Regions from separate parts of the Homo sapiens genome. Here region 2 is linked to region 1. A link is a loop called in an ENCODE intact Hi-C map of the cell type or tissue named here. Cell type or tissue: endothelial cell of umbilical vein. All regions are shown on one strand. Each heading gives the region's core, and the rest is flanking DNA. Links, peaks and the distances in the headings are about the cores only.

Region 1 (9,816 bases), core at 1,227-9,226:
TTCTGCAGTGACCAGATGAAGGAAATATGGTGCCGTGTGCTTCTTCAGTGATTAATTCAGGAAAGCCTTTGCTGAGCTGAAATCCAAAATAGGAAGAACCCACCTTCCACATGTTCAAGAAGCTTGTGATCCCAGGGATGACACTGCCCTTTTCCTCTGAAGGAAAGAAGTTTCCCCTGACCATAATGCCAAAGCTACAAACACTTACATACCTCCATAATTTTGCACTGAACTCTGCTCACATAGTACACAATAATTTCTGCACTACTTTGTTCCTGTTCCAAATTCTAGTGGCTTGAAATCCAAAATAGAGGAAGTTAAATCATAGCAGTTGTACACTTTAGAGAAACTTTGAATTTGGCTACTAGAGATTTTCTAAGGTATTGCTTTTCTTAATTTATATGAAAACTATTGAGCTAGGTTCTAGATTAAGTGCTGGTGATTCAGACATGAGTAAGTCATGATGCCACCTCTGGAGTGTTTCAGGGAAGACAGTTACATAAAAACTAAGCTGTAATAGAATTTAATAAGTCCTTTAATAGAGGTGCAGAGTTCTGTGGGAACGTAGAAGGAAGAATAATTGCTTCTTCAGTTTCAAGGAGGACTTCACAGGGCAGAAGGCATTTGGGCAAGTCTTGAAGGATAAGCCAGGACTCCCCAAGTGGGGTGAGGGCACTTGAGGTGGAGAACAGATGAATAAAAGCAGCAAATGAATAAAAGCATCAAAGTGCAGTGTTGGTTGTTACTTCTTTTTATTCCAGATGAGACAAGCCAGGAATCAGGGCATACAGGGATCTGGGAGGCTGCTCTCTGTAAGCACAGCCTTCTCAGCACACATCTGCTGCAAGCCGAGATTTCAGGACTGCAGAATCAGGCTGACTGAATCATAAGGGTATTATGACTTCCTGGGAAACAAAATATTTGCAAACTCTTTCTTTTTTTCTTTTTTTTTTTCCTGGGACACGGTCTCACTCTGTCACTCAGGCTGGAGTACAGTGGCGTGATCAGAGCTCACTGCAACCATGAACTCCTGGGCACAAGTGATCCTCCCGCCTCAGCCTCCCCAGTAGCTGGGACTACTGCGTGCCACCATGTCCGGCTAATTTTGCAAACACTTCCATGGAAATGGAACAATGGCCTAAAAATAACTACAGATATTTCAGACTATCAGGATATGTGGTTTCTGGAAGAGGAGCCATATTTTTCTAAAGGGAACTTGAAGGAGATTACCCCCAAAGTTTCAGGGACTACAGGTGGTCTTAGTCTCCCTAGCCACATGAATACATCATTGTGTTTTTCCAGACCATTCACTCTTCACACGACTAAAATAGGAGTTCCCACCCTGTATCAGTTTCCTAGGGCTACCTTAACAAAGAACCACAAATTTGTGGCTGAAAACAACAGAAATGTATTCTCTCACAGTTAAGTAGGTCAGAAGTCTGAAATCAAGGTGTCTGCAGGGTTGGTTCCTCCTGGGGGATCTGAGGGAGAATCTGTTCCATGCCTCTCTCCTCGCCTCTGGTTTCCAGCAATCCTTGGCCCTTGTGGACACAGCACTCTAACCTCTGCCTCGTGCTTCATGAAACCTTCATCTGTGCTTCCATGTGTCTCAAAGTTCCCTCTCTTTTGTCTTAAGTATATCAATCAGTGGATTTAGGGCCCACCCTGAATCTAGGATAATCTCATCCCAAGATCCTTAATTATATCTGCAAAGGCCTCCTTTCCAAATAAGCATACATTCACAGGTTCTGGGAATTAGGATTTGAGCATATCTTTTTGGGAGGACACCGTTCAACGCACTATGCACCTTCTTTGTTGCACACATCTTGTGGCTTACTGCTAAGGTTGTCTTTTGAGTATCTACAACTGAGCTGTTTGACCTTGTCCAGAAACTAGATAAACTGGATACTAGGACAGAAAGACGCAGTGCCTTAACTCCCATTATCTAGGGGTAAAATAGAGGTCCTGATTATCCAGCTTCAGGTCTCCAAGAGTTTTCTTACTAGAATCTTTGACCAGAGGCTCATGAAGGGATGTGAACTCTGCTGTAAGACACCTAGAGTAAGACATGTTTACTGGAGAAAGGTGGAGCTACTTCACACACACCTTCCTTGCTTTTTATAGTCCCTGTGATTGTAACATACTCAGCCTCTTTTAAACTGGAACAGATAATTTACCACTCTTACAGTTAAAGGACATGTTGGGTTCTGATTACTTAGCTAGTCAGTGGTTACAGGGTCCACCAGAATCAAGAGACTCAGAGAGGAAAGCCAGCTCCCAACATTTATGGAGGGTAAACAAGTTTCTGCTAGCCCTCTATTCAGTTTTGGCAAAGAAACACCTTCAAAATGGATTGAGTAAAGCAACTTCTGCTTTGCTTTCCCATAAATCTCTTTTATCTCACTTTGCTTTTAACATATTCTCAAAACTCTTGGAATTCAGGATTATTGTCTCAATAAAATTTAATTTCTTAGCCAATAACTACATAATGTCTTCCTGGAGCAAGGTTACATGTTGGAAGTTGGACATAAAGCATACCCAACCTTGGTTAAATCTATTTCTCCTCCACTCTGTCTGCACCCAAGCAGTTGAACATGGCTGGAGAAAGACAAAACTCTGCCGACTGCCCTTAGGCCACTCATCTCCCATGACCCTTTGGTGCTGCTTGGCGATCCTTCTCCCTGTTCCTCATCTATTCTCAATCCTGGATGATTACTTCCCACCTTCTCCATTCTCCTCAATACTCCAACATCCCCTCTGCCCCAATCATCAGATATCAGCTGACTTGCTTGTTTCTGTCAAATTTATCAGAGCTCAGAAGCGAATTTCTACACACTTCACCACCTGTCTGCATCTGTGGTGGAGTGTGTAGACCCTTCTGCCTTCTCTCTGTTGCTATTGACAAGTGGTCTCTGCTTCTAAGGAAACTTCCTCTGCTTGTGCACAAGATCCCATTCCCTCTCACTTATGAAGGATAACACTTTCATAACTATCCTTCTTTTCCCTGCATCATCAGTTTTTCCCTCTTGACTGAATTAATCCCATCCACATACAACCATGCTACAACACTTCCCTTCTCAAACTCTCTCTCTCTCGACATGCACACCCCCTTCAGCCACTGTTTTATTTCTCTACAACCAACTATTTGAAAGAGTTGTCTATACAGGCTGCCTCCAATTTTACTTCTTTGGAACTCACGCCCTATCCTGAACCACCTCTGTAAAACTGCTCCTGTCAAGGTCAACAGTGGCCTCCAAGTATCTAAATCCAATGGTCAATCTTCAATCCTCACCTTATTTGACCTTTCTGCAGCATTTGACATGGTTGATTCTTCCTCCTGCTTGGATTCTTCCTCTCAACTTGGAGTCCAGAACTCTACTCTCTTTTTTTTCACTGGCCTCTCCTCAGTTTCTTTTCCTGGTTCCATCTTATCTTCTTGACCTCCAAATGTTGGAGTGCTACAGCACTTTGGTGGCCAGACCCCACCTTCTCTCTAACTTCACTCACTCCTAGGATGACATCAGATACTCTCATGCTTGGGTGCCCCACTCATAGTCCCTCAAGACTCACCTCTGCACACAGAAGGCTGATTACTGGGGGCACTTCAGATTCTCTGCCTTGGGGCCTTTTCTTGACCCAGGGAGCTCTGGACTCTCTTGCAGAGAAGCTGGAACTGCTGAAGAGTTAAGCCCCCAAAGCAGGCCTTGGCCAAAGACGGTTGAGGTTTGATGGATAATTATTTAGCTTTCTGGTCCCTCAGTTAGGATAACTTTAAGGCCTCTTCTACACTGTCTCCCAGAGTCCCACAATGGAACTAAACATCTGTTATCTGCAAGAGTAACTTACTTCATAATGCACCGTTTATTGACGTCCTTCCTTTTCCTGTCTCAATTCCCCATTTCTCCACCAGTATTTCTTGGACTCTCCTCCCAAATAAAGTATTTACACTAACATCCTTGTCAGGATCTGCTTCTAGGGGAACCCAAGGTAAAACAAATACTATTGATATGCCAAAGACTCCCATGTTTATATCTCTAGCTCAAATATCTTCCAAATTCCAGAATCATATTTTGCTTACTAAAGTGCCAGAAATGCTTCTAAATGCTTTATCAATGTGAAGTGATTCAATCCTTATACTAATCCTATGATGTGGGTTCTATCATTGTTCTCATTTTACTGATTAAGAACCTGAGGGACAGATAGCCAAGGCGACGTGCCCATGTCAGCACAGCCAGAAGGTAGAGGAGCCAGGATTCAAGCCACACTTTGGATCACAGTGCTGTACTGTCTCTATGAAAAAAGGGGTACATTTGAGGCCAGGTGTGGTGGCTCATGCCAGTAATCACAGCACTTTGGGTGGCCAAGGCAGGCAGATCACTTGAGGTCAGGAGTTTGAGACCAGCCCGGTCAACATGGCGAAACCCCATCTCTACTAAAAATACAAAACTTAGCCGGGTGTGGTGGCACACACCTATAGTCCCAGCTACTCGGGAGGCTGAGGCAAGAGAATTGCTTGAACCTGGGAGGCGGAGGTTGCAGTGGGCTGAGATCACACCATTGCACTCCAGTCTGGGTGACAGAGCGAGACTCTGCCTCAAAAAAAAAAAAGTGGGGCGGCGGGAGGCACATTTTAGAAAATGAGTTTTTTAATGGGTGAGGGCAATGGAGAGGGGTGGTACATTTCAAACATTAATAAACAGTATTCACAAAGAGTAAACCATTCTACAGTAGAATTATTTTCATTTTTGATAGACTTTCTAGACTGGAAGATGAAGTGAGTGCCGCAAAAATTGTAGATGTGACTTGAACAAAGCATTTGGCAAGATATCTCATGATTTGTTTTAGAAAATATGTAATAGGCCGGGCGCTGTGGCTCATGGCTGTAATCCCAGCACTTTGGGAGGCCGAGACGGGTGGATCACAAGGTCAGGAGATCGAGACCATCCTGGCTAACACAGTGAAACCTCATCTCTACTAAAAATACAAAAAATTAGCTAGGCGTGGTGGCAGGCATCTGTAATCCCAGCTACTTGGGAGGCTGAGGCAGGAGAATCGCTTGAACCCGGGAGGCAGAGGTTGCAGTGAGCCAAGATCAGGCCACTGCACTACAGCCTGGGTGACAGCGAGATTCCATCTAAATATAAAAGAAAAAAAAAAAAGAAAATGTGTAATAATATGAACTGGATTCTAGATCAATTAGGTGAATTCACATCCAGTTGAATGACCATACCAAAAGAGTTCTGTTTAATGAATTCTCTTTCAACCTGTTAAGAGGCTTCTTGTGGCAGGTCACAGGGCTCAGTGTTGTCTCCTGTCCTACTTAGGCTTTTTAGCAATGTCTTCAATAAAGAACATCACTGGAAAATCAATCTAATTTGAAGAAGATATGTGGAGTGGTGATGGAACAGGATAGTTAATGTGCTTAAAGGCTACAATGAAGAAAATGAATCTAACAAGATGGAATTTACTGGGTATGAGAGGTCCTTTACTCAGATCTAGAAAAGCAAACAGCTCTCCAAGATCTGGGTGGGGAAGAGATGGCTCAGCAGCATCACATGGAGGAAAAAGAGGCTCAGGGGTTTCCTTTGGCTAGAAGCTAAATGAGTCAACAGCAACTTGTGGCGCTATACCAAACCAAACCAAAGAAAAACAAAACCCCGAAGAAATCCTTAGCCTGGAAAAACAGAATTGTTGCATCTAAGCCAAGAGGAAGAAGCCCTTTTGTTTCTCCTTCATTAGTCAGCTCATATCTGAGGAACTGAATGTTGTTTGAGGTATTGCATCATAAACGGACAGAAACAAACCATAGGTGTCCAGAAGAAGAAAACAGGAATGGATAAGGATGACACCATCTCATAGGAAGAATATCTGTAGGAATGGGGAAAGAAATTAATGGGAGGATATACTATGTCTTCTTTTAGCAGGGCAGGGAGGGATAGCCATGGTGAGTGTTTATAGGACAGATATTACTTACTCTGTGCCACTCTCTTGTGTAGGAAAACAACAGAGAGGAAACTTGATATTGAATATCTACTCTGTGCCAGGAAGTGGTAGTCATTTTAAATGTGTTGTTCTACTGCATCCTTCCACTAACTTTCTCAGACAACTGATGGATTTCTAACACCTTAGCAACTTTCTAATAACTCTATTCCTTCTGATGATTAAGGAATGGGGAAGCATATGCTTGTTAATGTAAATGCGGTGTTTTGATACTGGACTCCAGTATTCAACTTGAAGGTTAAGTGATCAGCTCCAGAGGTAAAGAACCCTTGGCACACAGGGTCTGACACAGAGGTATACCATTCACTTCCTATACTCAGACCAAGATCAGACTGGGATGGGGTAGTGGGTGGACTTCAGCGAAAGAAAGACTTATTGGAGGATGCCAAATTCAGAAGTGGTGCCTGAGTAACAGGGCCCTGTCTGTTCCCACCTCAACTATGCTGACTGGCAGATGCAGCAAGAATTTTGGGCTGTCTCTTTCCACTAAGTCCCTCCCATCAGAATGTACTGATAGTTACCCCAGTCACTGCTGTGCTTCCCAGCTCCCTTCCCACTGTCCCTTAGTGGAGTCTTACTCCCAATTCCTCTATCTTGAGGTTCAGTTTATAAATAAGAATTTAAATAAATTATTTTTAAAACACCAAGGGAAATATTAGAATTTCAATCAATCTTTCTTATGCTGCCTGATATGGTTTGGCTGTGTCCCCACCCAAATCTCATCTTGAATTGTAGCTCCCATAATTCCCACATGTTGTGGAAGGGGCCCAGTGGGAGATAATTGAATCATGGGGACAGTTTCCCCCATACTGTTCTCATGGTAGTGAATAAGTCTAATGAGATCTGATGGTTTTATAAGAGGAAACCCTTTTCGCATGGTTCTCATTTTTCTCTTGTCTGCCACCTTGTAAAATGTGCTTCTCGCCTTCTGCCATGATTGTGAGGCCTCTCTCAGCCACGCGGAACTGTAAGTCTATTAAACCTCTTTTTCTTTATAAACTACCCAGCCTTGGGTATGTCTTTATCAGCAGCTTGAAAATGGACTAATATACTGCCTTAGTCTGTTCCTGCTGCTATAACAAAATGTCTTAGATGGGGGAATTTATAAGCAATAGAAATGTATTTCTTACAGTGCTAGAGGCTGAGAAGTCTGAGATCATGGTGCTGGCAGCTTCAGTAATTGGTGAGGGTGCCTTCTTGCAGCATCCTCACATGGCAGAAAAGACAGAAGAAGCTAACAGGTGCCTTCAAGTCCTTTAATAAGGGCACTAATTTCATTGATGAGGATGGAGCCCTCGCTACCTCCCAAAGACCCCACCTCTTAATACCATCACCTTGGGTGTTAAGGTGATCACATCCAACATGTGAACTATGTATGCAAACCATAGCATACGCCTACCTATAATGTATAAATCCTGCCACCTTGTGTCCAAGACTTCAGATATTGGCCAAGTATGTTTTTCAGGCTTTGTTTTCCATTATATCTCTTCATAGATTCTTTGTTTCATCTAAATTGGATTACTCATTTTTAGTATACTGCCATACCTTTTCCTATTGTTCTCTATACTCAGAAATCATTTTTTCTGTATATCTTTCAAAACCACACTCAGCATGTCAACTTCTGTTTAAGTATAACCTGTTTCATTAAGCTCTCTTTGAACAGCCGCCCCCCATGGCCATGGATGAGACATTTATTTCCTTCCTTGAGCGCCATAGTGAATGGCTAAAGCTCCTGTATGGCATTTATGTTACTACTCTCCAGTCTCCAAAACCGGTTCACATATTACGGTATGCAGAATTAATGTATTTGTGTTTATAAAGGACAGAATGTCTAGTAATTTCATATTGCACAATAGCTTATTTTAACCCATTTCCTAAATGGAAAAAAAAAATCAAAGAACGAAGAGGCAGTAACTCCATTTTGCACTGCAATACTTGTACAGCTTGTTATTTGAACTGTCTGTAATTGGTAGTGAACAATGAGGAAACAGCTATTTTTCTTGCACCACTGCCTTCAAAAATACCACTGGGGCCAGGCATGGTGGCTCATGCTTGTAATTCCAGCACTATGGAAGGCCAAGATGGGAGGATCACTTGAGCCCAGAAACACAAGACCGGCCTGGGCAACATAGTGAGACATTGTGTCTACAAAAATGAAAAAATTAGCCAGGCATGGTAGTGTGCCCCTGTAGTCCCAGCTACTCAGGAGGCTGCGATGGGAAGATTGGCTGAGCCAGGGAGGTTGAGGCTGTAGTGAGTTGAGATCACACCACTTCACTGCAGAGCAACATCTTGTCCCCCAACCCCAGAATACCATTGGTTCTCCTCTCTTCCCTGTTCCTTGGAGATATCATAGGCAATCACTTTCCAGCCACTATTGTGTGTTAAAACAATCTGACTTTTCAGGTACTAAAATGTACTATCTGGCTAAAAACTTCAAACTGTAATGCATTTCAACATGTTTCCCCTCCCACAGTTCAGAACTGATTTTTGGTTGATGGATTTAACAGAGGGAAGAAGGCGTGTGGTCTGTTCTTTCATTCTCCTTGCTCTTTGCTTTCTCCTCCCCGAGCTTGTCCTGGTATGGATAGCTGGAGCCACTGCTAATAAACTGCTAAAATAGCTCCTTGCAGCTTGTAAACAATTATGTCTGCAGTAAATGAGGTAGAGATGCTGGAAATTCCTTGGCAGAGGAAGGGATCTAAAAGTTCAGAAAGGTAGGCATGTTAGAACTGATGTATTGTGAGACACCAAAGAACCACTAGATGATTATGTTTCCCATGAGGACCCAGAGGATGCTCTCTTTACTAAAGCAATAAGGAATAAAGCATTCATAAAGGAGGCACTAGCACCTTGAGAAACTCAATGTTGTGTGTCCTCTGTAGGTCAAGATTGATAGTAGGAGACACTCTCAGAAACTGGGCTCCCTGGTGTCAATAAGAATGATAGGATCTAGAATAGCCAGATGACAGCATAAAACTGTCGAAAGGTAGGATTGTTGAAATTAGCTGCTGCGTTAATTTCCACAACAACCTTGCAGGAAGACAGGTATACTCAATTACCCTAATGGGTAACAAGGCCAGAGTAACAACTAGGGAGCCTAAGACTAATAAACTATGGTATCCTAGCAGCTACATACATTAAGATATTGTTTGATTAATAATCTGAAAAACACCTTGGGTTGGTCAGCACATGATAGGGAATCATGATCTCTTGTCCCGTTTTAAGAACTAAGGCCATTTTAAGACTTAGAATACACTGATTAAAGGGCCATGTCCCCTTGAGGAAGTGCCAGCAATGCCATAGCAAGTAGTTAAAGTAGCTATTCACAATCTTTCCTCAAGTAGCTACTTGCTGCATCCTGAAGTGATTTGTGTCTTCCTCAAACACTTAAAGGATGCAGGAGTGATTCTCCCCATGAAAACCCATTCAATTTACCAGTTTGGTCCTTGTTTGAACTAGACAGATGATGGACCTTGATCACCTGGACATTCTGGTCATTGTTCCACTATTTTGATGAGATCATGCCAAGCAGACCTGGTAGCAAAAAGTGACTAGAGTTCTCAATGCCTAAGTAAGGCATCTGCACCTCAGGTGATAGAAGATAAGCCCTACAAATATTCAAGGGCATGACACATCTGTGAAATTTTTAGAGGTGCCTTGATCTAGACCAGGGATTGCCAAACTATGGCCCATGTATCACATCCAGCCTTTGGTATGGTTTTTACTTTTTTTTTTTTGGAAAAGGAGTCTCACTCTGTCACCCAAGCTGGAGTGCAGTGGTGCCATCCTAGTTCACTGCAACCTCTGCCTCCT
Region 2 (9,816 bases), core at 1,117-9,116, 56 kb before region 1:
AAAAGCCATAGGAGTAAAGTCTTCATCACCTTGAGTTAATTAATGGTTTCTCAGATATGACACCAAAAGCATACACAAGAAAAAAATAAACTGGGTATATAAAAATTAAAAATGTTTGTGCTTCAAAGGACACTATTAAGAACATAAAAAGGCAACCCAGAGAATGGGAGAAAAATTTGTATATCATATATAGTCTAGATACAAGTTCCTTATCAGATATAAGAACTGTCTCCAATAATAAAAAGACAAATGATCAAATTTAAAAATGGGCAAAAGGTTTAAACAGCCATTTCTCCAAAGATATACAAAAGGTCAATAAGTACATAAAAATAGGCTTAATATTACTAGCTATCAAGGAAATGCAAATCAAAACCACAATGAGATACTACTTTGTACCCTCTAGGATGGCAACAATAAAAAGTCAGATTATAAACAAGTGTGAATAAGGATGTGGAGAAACTGGAATCATAATACACTGTAAAATCAGGTATGCAAAAGGCTATAGCCTCTTTCGAAAACAGTCTGGCAATTCCTTTTGTTAAACACAGATCTACCATATGACCCAGCAATTCCACTACTAAGCATATACCCAAGAGAAGTGAAATATGAGTCTATACAAAACTTGTACACAAACCTTCATAGCAGCATTACTCATAATAGTCAAAAAGTGAACACAACACAAATGTCCATTAACTAATGAACAGATAAATTAAATGTGGTATATCCATACAATAGAATATTATTTGGCAATGAAAAGGAATGAAGTACTGAACCAAACCACAACAAGGTTCTTGGATGAATCTTGAAAGCATGATGCTACTAAATAAAAGAAGCCAGTCACAAAGGACCACTTACTGCATAAGTCCATTTACATGAAATGTCCACAACAGGTGAATCTATAGTGACACAAAGTAGATTAGTTGTTGCCCAGGGCTGGGTGGAATAGGGGAGGAACTGGGGGGGTGATAACAGCTAAGGGGCACTGGGTTTCTTTTTAGGGTAGTGAAAATGTTCCAACATTGATTGTGGTAATGGATTTACAATTTTGTGAATACACTAAAAGCCATTTAATTGTATACTTTAAATGGCGAATTGCATAGTATGTGAATTATAACGCAATAAAGATGTTAAAAAATAGTAAACAGGGCTGGGCGCAGTGGCTCATGCCTCTAATCTCAGCACTTTGGGAGGCTGAGGTGGGTGGATCACTTGAGGTCAGGAGTTCAAGACCAGCCTGGGCAACATGGTGAAACCCTGTCTCTACTAAAAATACAAAAATTAGCCAGGCGTGGTGGTGGACGCCTGTAATCCCAGCTACTTGGGAGGCTGAGGCAGGAGAATTGCTTGATCCTGGGAGGTGGAGGTTGCAGTGAACCGAGATTGTGCCATTGCACTCCAGCCTGGGTGACACAGCAAGACTCTGTCTCAATTTAAAAAAAAAAAAAAAAAAAAAAGGAAACAGATCCAGAGTGGTTAAATAAAAACCTGCTCTACTCACAGGACTATTAAGGCAGTAAAAATGGACCTTTTTAAACTACCAAATCCCCAGGATTTAAACCCTGGTCAGGTGACTTATCCATGGTTATTTCCACGACTACTGAGGAGGAGAGAGAAGAATGTTTATATGAATGCTCTGCCCTCGTGAAAGGCTGGGTCCTAAATGGACATCTGCTGATGCCATCCAGTGTTCCCACGACTGGTAAAGGGAATGAATAAGTTTGTCTGATCCCCAGCTAACACACTGCGATTATGATGGGCCATGTTTAGGGGTTGTTGTCTGTGACTTTAGAAACGAGTTCCAGGTCTTCAGCAAGGGGCTTGGGTATACATGGGATTCACTTGTTTGACCATGGCCTCAGATCTAACCGGATCCAACAGGTCCCCTGTTTAATAGCAGCACTCTCAAGTTTGGTCCCTTTTGTGTGGGACCAAATTAAAGAGCCAAATAAACAAAGGCCGCCGTAATATTTCAACTACAAAGGAAGGAGAGTTCAACAAAAATAGAAATGTTTCCAATAAATAAATAAAATCAACATTCCACTTTAATGACTACTCAAGCCATTCACACAGCAGACTAATTACTTACAAATATTTAAAATACTTAGACTGGTTAATAATCAGTCAATGAGACTTAAGTGACTAAAATTTTGTTTTATTTTATTTTATTATTATTATTTTCTTTTTGAGATGGAGTCTCGCTCTGTCGCCCAGGCTGGAGTGCAGTGGCGCGATCTCAGCTCACTGCAAGCTCCGCCTCCTGGGTTCACGCCATTCTCCTGCCTCAGCCTCCAGAGTAGTTGGGACTACAGGTGCCCGCCACCACACCCGGCTACTTTTTTGTATTTTTAGTAGAGATGGGGTTTCACCATGTTAGCCAGGATGGTCTCTATCTCCTGACCTCGTGATCTGCCCGCCTCGGCCTCCCAAAGTGCTGAGATTACAGGTGTGAGCCACCGCGCCCGGCCAACTAAAATTTTAAAACAGCAAATTAGGAAAAACCACAGTGAAGCCATTACTCATTACTCAATTTTGGCATAAGTTACATTCATCATCCTAAGAAAGTTAAGCAGGCAGAGCTCCTAAGGCCAGAATAATGCATCTGAACTATATTAAACCAAACTGAATTAGTCCTATCAGCCTTATGTATATACAGATTTCACATCTAGCAAGTGTAGTATTTTTGATCCAAGTTGTTTTGGGAAAAAATCCATGTATAAGTGAACCTATGCAGTTCAAATCCATATTGTTCCAGGGTTGGCTGAAAAGGGAAACACTGCTGAGTTCTCACCCTGTACCTACCCCTCTCCACAGTGGTGTGGAGTTAAATACAGTTGTCATTACTTAGTGGACCATATTACTAAATAATTTCTGGACCCTAGCAGCCAAACCATAATAGTGTTACTTACAGTTGAACAAACATTCACTAAATTCTTGCAATGGGCAAGGCACTGTGTTCTACAGTAGGGTGGAGAGGAGCAGGTGCAGGGTGAGAACTCAGTGGTGTTTCCCTTCACAGCTACCCTTGTCTTTAAGGGTCCACCATTGCCTTTAAGTCTGTGTTGAAGTCTTTAAGTCTGTGTTAAAGTCTTTAAGTCTGTGTTAAATACTTAAAGTCTGCCTTTAAGTATCGAATCTTCATGTAGAAGCACCTAGGAGCTAACTGCAGTCAATTTAAATAATGGGATATTTTAAGGAAGAAATAATGAAAGTTTGGGGTAATAAGTCCAGGAAGTAGCTCAAGGCCAAAATTGGGGAGAAAGTCAAACAACTTTATTTTCTGCATAGAGGAATAACTTCAGGAAGTCAAATTTGCACCTACCAACCCCCTCCCCTAAGTCACCATAGCAGGAACAGGAACCAAAGACAAACTGTTATGTACACTGTACATCTACTAAAGCACCTCCTGGTAGAGGTGCTTGTGCAAATGCTCACTTTTCCCACCAGGATTATAAATTCCTTGAGAGCAGGAACAATGTTTGATCCATTTCTGTATCACCCATGCTGTTACAACACAGTGCTTTACCCACTGCAAGATTTAGTAAATGTTTATTCAACTGTAAGTAACACTTTTATGGTTTGGCTGCTAGGGTCCAGAAATTATTCAGTAATATGATCCACTAAGTAATTACAGCTGTATTTATTATGTGAATCTACTTTTTACATATAACTAAAGGCTATAAGGAATAAAATGTTAGGCTGGGTGTGGTGGCTCATGCCCATAATCCCAGCACTTTGGGAGGCCGAGGCAGGCAATCACGAGGTCAGGAGATCGAGGCCATCCTGGCTAACACAGTGAAACCCCGTCTCTAATAAAAATACAAAAACAAAATTAGCCGGGCGTGGTGGCGGGTACCTGTAGTCCCAGCTACTTGGGAGGCTGAGGTGGGAGAATGGCGTGAACCTGGGAGGTGGAGCTTGCAGTGAGCCCAGATTGCACCACTGCACTCCAGCCTGGGCAACAGAGCGAGACTCCATCTCAAAAAAAAAAAAAAAAGAACAAAATGTTAATTTAAAAATCCTAAAACATAAAGCCTATATATGAAAACACCCTAAGGACTTTGTCAGAGGTACAGTACAGACAAATTTCAGAAAGAGGTTAAAAGCTCCACAAAAGGACCTTGTGTGTCTCATTCACATATAGGTGCTATATCCCTTGTACCATGAACAAGACCTGATTTAGTGAACCCTAGGTGCAAACCTGAATTGAATAAATTCGAACTCTCTGGGTTTTCAAATTAAATCTAGTCTTTTATTGTTGAAGCCTTGATTAAACACTGTGCTCTCCTATGACCTTACCAAGAAAAAAAAAGGAGAATTAAAAGAATCTTAGCCTTGAACAAAAAGCTGTTTACATCTAGTGCCAATAAAATAAACAATTCAAATTAAATGGCTTTAGATGTTCTTTGATTTTCTCCAAAGTGTTCAAAATCTTTGAATTTTAGAAAACCAGAAGAGATGGTCAGAGAGACAGAAAGATTCGCTACAGGATGAGAAGGAAAGAAGAAACCCCAATTCGGTAGTGTATACTCTTTGGAATTAGAAAAAAAAGGGAAACAACTCCAGTCAACTCATTCATTTAATAAGGTGCCACCCATTCATTCCTCACTTTCCTCTCCTGGTCAAGTAAGTCACAATTCAAACCCCACCGACAATCTGTGATAAGAGTTCTGTATTCCTTTATGGCCAATAAGAGCTGAAACTAGAGATTCAGAGTTTCATAAATGATCTATTTTTAATTTTAATTCTTTAAGATCTGAATACTATATATGTAAAGATATGCTAGGGTGATTTGAATAACACGATAAAATAACAGCCACTAATTTAGAGTAAGGCAGAGAGAAGAATCCATTCTACGTTTAATTTTATAGTTAAAATAGCCTATAATGTTTAAAAAATAAAGGGTTCTATAAATCAATTATTATAAAAGAAAGCTTAACCACACCAATAGGCAACTACTTGCCTCACAGAAGCGAGGCCTGAATTGGCTGCTTCTGAAAATATCACACTAAAATGCCAAAGGTAACCAACTCATCAGTCCCCGTCCCCACAGCTAGTCCCAGCTGACCTTTCCTCCCTGAGTCTCTAATTTTATCTCAGCACTTCTGTGCCTTGCTATGTATGCAGCTGCACACAGGTCTTCAGGGATCAAGTCTGTCTTGCATGAGTGTCTTGTGTGTCACTCTTACTCCAAACTTGAAACTGCCTCGTCCTGTGCTTAAACCCAGACTAAACAATCCATTTCCTCTGGCAAGATGCAGACTACATCCAGTGTTTCAGTTTGGTACCTGGCTTTTCCTTGGACGTGCGCCAGCAGGAAACAAACAGGAAGTGACTATGCCAACCACAGAGAATGAAACACACGCCTGTCTGGAACGCTACAGTACAGGATGCTTTCAGATACTTAGGTCTGCGTTAGATGTTTTCACGGTGGTGCTTTGTGAGAAGTGTGTCTGAACCAGTCAGAGGTGGGCCCTGCTTTTTAACCTGGACTTATTAGCATAATAATGGTACTTCTAAAAGCCAGTAAAGCAGTCCCTTAAGTAGGCATTTTTTTACTATATAATATTCTGTATGTCTTGTTTTGACTTCTTCCGAAAGCATTAACTATCATCAGATTAAAAGTAAAGCAATCTCAAAAGCATATATGATTTATGAGCAGAGATATTATATAAATAAGTCATTTGACAGGGGAGAGGTCATCCCCATCAGCCAGGAAGCCTGTCTTAGGCACTGACATGTGGTTTCAGTGTTTGCAATTCTTATACAAGAGTGTTATCTAGCTCCGAATCAGTATCACTTGCCTCTCAGTGTACCATTCATCTGCGCTGACTCCAGGAGGTCCTTGTTGACCCGCTCCTAGACTAGGTTGTTACAAGAGAAAAAGGAGGGGATGGAAGGCCCAATTAAGGCTAAAGAAATTGATGATAATAAGCAGAGATAGTCTGGGATAAAAAAATAAAAAAATAAAAAAAACCTTTATTAGAGGAGCTTTCAACCTATAACATTAGCAAGATTCTCAAACATAACTTCTCATGAAGAAGGACTTTAAAAGGCAGTTCCCTATAATGACCATGGTTTAGGTGCTAAAGTCAGAACCAGATGGCTCCTGAAGCCTTGAGAAAGCATAACAAATGCCCTCCAGGTTAGTTTTCAAAGGCACAGATAGGTGCATATAGCAAACCTTCAACCCTTCACTTAATTCTCCTAATTGACTAATGTAGTCTATTACCTTTGTGAACAAAAGGTAAGGTCCCAATTAAGGCAATGGTGAGTTCACTGGATAAAGCAAGTCTTTTTTCAGGTATAATTTACATATAGCAAAAGTCACCCTTTTTAGCATACAGTTCTATGAGTTTTGACAACTGCATACAGTAGTGTAATAACCAATCAGGATATAAAACAGCTCTATCAACCCCTTAAAATTTCCTTGTGCCCCCAGCAGCCTACTCTTACCCCACCAATCTGTTATTTCCCGATAGTTCTATATTTTCCCAAATGGCACATAAATGGAATCATACAATACACAGCTTTTTTAGCCCAATTTCTTTCACTTGGCAAAATGCAGCTGAGGTTCATCCATGATGATGGGTGTATCAATAGTTTGCTTCTTTTTACTAAAGCAGTTTCTTTAAGCAAAACAGCTTAGTGATCAATGATTGATCAAATGAAATAAAAAATATGACCAGGATATACTAAACAGCAAAGTAAAACGCAGTATTGAACCATAGCTTTCCAGTGAGTTCAGAGCCATGTTCTAGTTCCTACATAAAACAACATGTGTACGTAAAATGCCTAAAACTGTGCTTGGCATGCAGTATGCACTGAATAAAGGTCATCCCGTATAGCTATGCTAGAGTGTGCCATTCAGACCACAATGTTATAACAGCAGTAATAATTTAAGACTCAATTAGTTGCATTAAATTACCTTTTTATAGTTTACCTGCCATGGATGTTCTTGACTCAGCTTCTTAAAACACAGTATTCCAAACAAAGAATAGGTCAAGGGAAAGGCTACCTTTTAGAAAAAAGTTTTAAAGCCCAGGTGATAACTGTGTGTGGAGCCTCAGTGAACTGAGTTTTGAGTAGAGTTCTTGATGCCAACTAATTACCATGATCACGGCCAAGGAATCTAGAGTCTCTTTAGATTTCAGTTTCCTCCAACAGCACCTGTCTTCTTTTCCACAAATGGAGAAAGCATCAGTCAGGATATGACTGCCTACAGTGTCATAATATCAAATATCTGAGAAACAACTAACATCTTCAGAACCAACACTCTTTACTGTTGAGGTATATGGATGACACCTCTAAGACTAGACCTAAGAGGAGATGAGTAATACTAGCATACTCTTAGTAGAAAGATCTTAAAGCAATTTGAGATTTCAGCATAGACCAATATTCTAATTAGTTATTTAACTGGGGTCATGATTCTTCCCACCCTAGTTTTCAAACAATAAGAAAGTATTTTTCTGATAGGACAGTATGCTGTCATTGATGCTATCCGTTACCACACTCCGCCCCAGTAGGTAAAACTTTTTTAGCTTGTCAAGCAGTTTAGAGACAAAATAGGGAAAAATTACTCCAGTCCCTTGAAAGAGCCCATTTTATATGGGAGAAGTTTACATAAACATCTCTAGAAAGCACGGCTTGGAACCAGATGAATCTGCAGCCACAAGTGTTTTTACTTTTATAATAAATGCAAAGAAATTTAGCAACTTTTGTGCTTACAGGAAATATAAAACCCTGGTTATGCCCATTTCTAGATTCAATTCTTAACAGTAGTGAAAGCTAACGTCTTCATTTTTACGTTTTTATTTTTCTAAAATGGGGTCTCACTATGTTGTCCAGGCTGATCTCAAGCCTAGGCACAAGCAATCCTCCTGCCTCCGCTTCCCTAGTAGTTGAGACTACAGGTGCGTGACCCCACACCCAGCTCAATATTTTTATAGTGAGGTAACCACATAATTTATCATCCAGACTGGGGCACTTTTGAAAGTAAAAGGAGATGCTATTAATAATTACATTCGGACAACAGGCATTAACCACAAAATGGGCATGTATGATCATGTAACTTGATAGTAAGCATAAATTGGCAATTAAGATGGTAACTTATATTTTGTACCACCATAAACACATACACATGAACTGGCAAAGCAGTCCTTCCTATAAAAGAAAACCTTTATTTCCCCCCTAAACAGTAGGGGAGATTCACTTAATTTTTTGAGTCTTGAAAAGTTAGCATCTAAATCCAATGAAATGCTTTCTTTTAGGTTGGTAAGTTACCAAGAAGCACACAAACCCTGTAACTTGAGCTGTGGAAAGTTAGACATGCAATACAAGAGGACTAACATTAGATTAACATGCCTATTCTGGTGAGTGAATACATCTACAATCAATTTTGAAAGGGCTAAAATCTCACTAAATTAACAGAAATGATGTGAAAAAAATATGATGACATACTATGTCTTCTGATCTTGAGAAAGTCACTTATGCTTAATTCTTGCAGTTGTGAAAAAGAATACTTGGGACCTTATTTTTCAATAGACACTGTAAGAGAAACTTTACTAACACAGATTGACATTTAGAGACAATAACTTATGCAGTGATCCTGAAATCCAATCCAGCCTATTTCATGCACATGACATAATTTCTTCCATGTTAGGTGTGGGAGTTAAGTCACAGTAGAGAACTACAGCAACATCTAAGAACTCCATTAGTGTTAATTGGAGTACCACCAGGAGGTACTATAGGCCAAAAAGGAACAAAGTCATCATATCCAGAATGGGTGAGAATCAAGATTACAAACCATCCTTCTATTTTCCTGTGGACAAATCCGGATCCTCACATCCATTCCATTAGTTTTCTAGGCTATGGTCTTATCCTAACTGCATGTTCTGGCTTTTCTGCCATTTTTTCCCTCTATCTGCCATCCTCCTTGGTCATCAACCCCATCATTTTTATTCTCTACCTCTCTCATAGATACCTCCCTCTCTGGCAGCCCATGTCTTTTTCTGTGTTCACATACTTCCTACTGAAGTCATTTCCTACAATTTACTTCTTTCTACACCAACCCCACTGTTTTACATCAATTATCCCCCAAATAAAAACATTTTCTATAAAGCCTGTTTATGGTAATAGGGATAGGAGTTATAATGTAAGGCTACTTTAAAATGTCATTAATGGCCAGGTGCGCAGTGGCTCATGCCGTAATCCCAGACTTTGGGAGGTTGAGGTGGGTAGATCGCTTGAGGCCAGGAGTTCGAGACCTGCCTGGCAAACGTGGCAAAACCCCATCTCTACTAAAAAATTACAAAAATTAGCCAGGTGTGGTGGTACACACCTATAATCCTAGCTACTCAGAAGGCTGAGGCATGAGAATCGCTTGAACTCAGGAGGCGAAGGTTGCAGTGGGCCAAGATCGAACCACTGCATTCCAGCCTGGGCAACACAGCGAGACTTTGTCTAAAAAAGAAAAGAAAAGAAAAGAAAAGAAAATGTCATTAATCTCTAAAAGAAAAGAAAAGGTCATTCAGTTTCATACTTCCAACTTAAAAAAATAAAAATAAAAAATAAAATAAAATAAAAAGCCCTTTAGATGAAGGACTGGAAGCTGCCTGAAGACCAATGCCTGCTTATTTCCCAATGAGCCCTGTAAGTCCACTTCTGCCCCAGTGGTCAAAGCTGCACTTTTTTTTTTTTTTTTTTTTTTTTCATTAATTTTTATTTTATTTTATTTTATTTTTTTTATTATACTCTAAGTTTTAGGGTACATGTGCACATTGTGCAGGTTAGTTACATATGTATACATGTGCCATGCTG

Evidence for each region. A loop is a pair of places that touch in the nucleus more often than their neighbours do. Peaks named below come from ENCODE experiments on the same cell type or tissue, not always from the same donor. Only the 100,000 strongest peaks of a DNase experiment are listed, where the experiment ranks them.
Region 2: a loop joins it to region 1, with 7 times the contacts of the local background. A loop is called at or near these places in 2 of 110 quality-filtered maps.

The regions. Positions count from the first base shown.
Region 1 is chr7:134,609,993-134,619,808 of GRCh38, reverse strand. LOC124901750 (a long non-coding RNA gene) reads left to right here. Exons shown (of 2, transcript XR_007060537.1): 2 at 1-722. Among named protein-coding and RNA genes, the nearest start is that of BPGM, 32 kb to the left of the region's middle. In endothelial cell of umbilical vein, for the core only: no CTCF peak of the experiment used is centred there; a DNase peak (open chromatin) is centred at 5,728; H3K27ac peaks cover 2,451 bases.
Region 2 is chr7:134,665,542-134,675,357 of GRCh38, reverse strand. All of the region lies in intron 2 of BPGM (bisphosphoglycerate mutase), which reads right to left. All of the region lies in intron 1 of LOC124901750 (a long non-coding RNA gene), which reads left to right. Among named protein-coding and RNA genes, the nearest start is that of BPGM, 24 kb to the right of the region's middle. In endothelial cell of umbilical vein, for the core only: no CTCF peak of the experiment used is centred there; a DNase peak (open chromatin) is centred at 5,287; H3K27ac peaks cover 4,563 bases.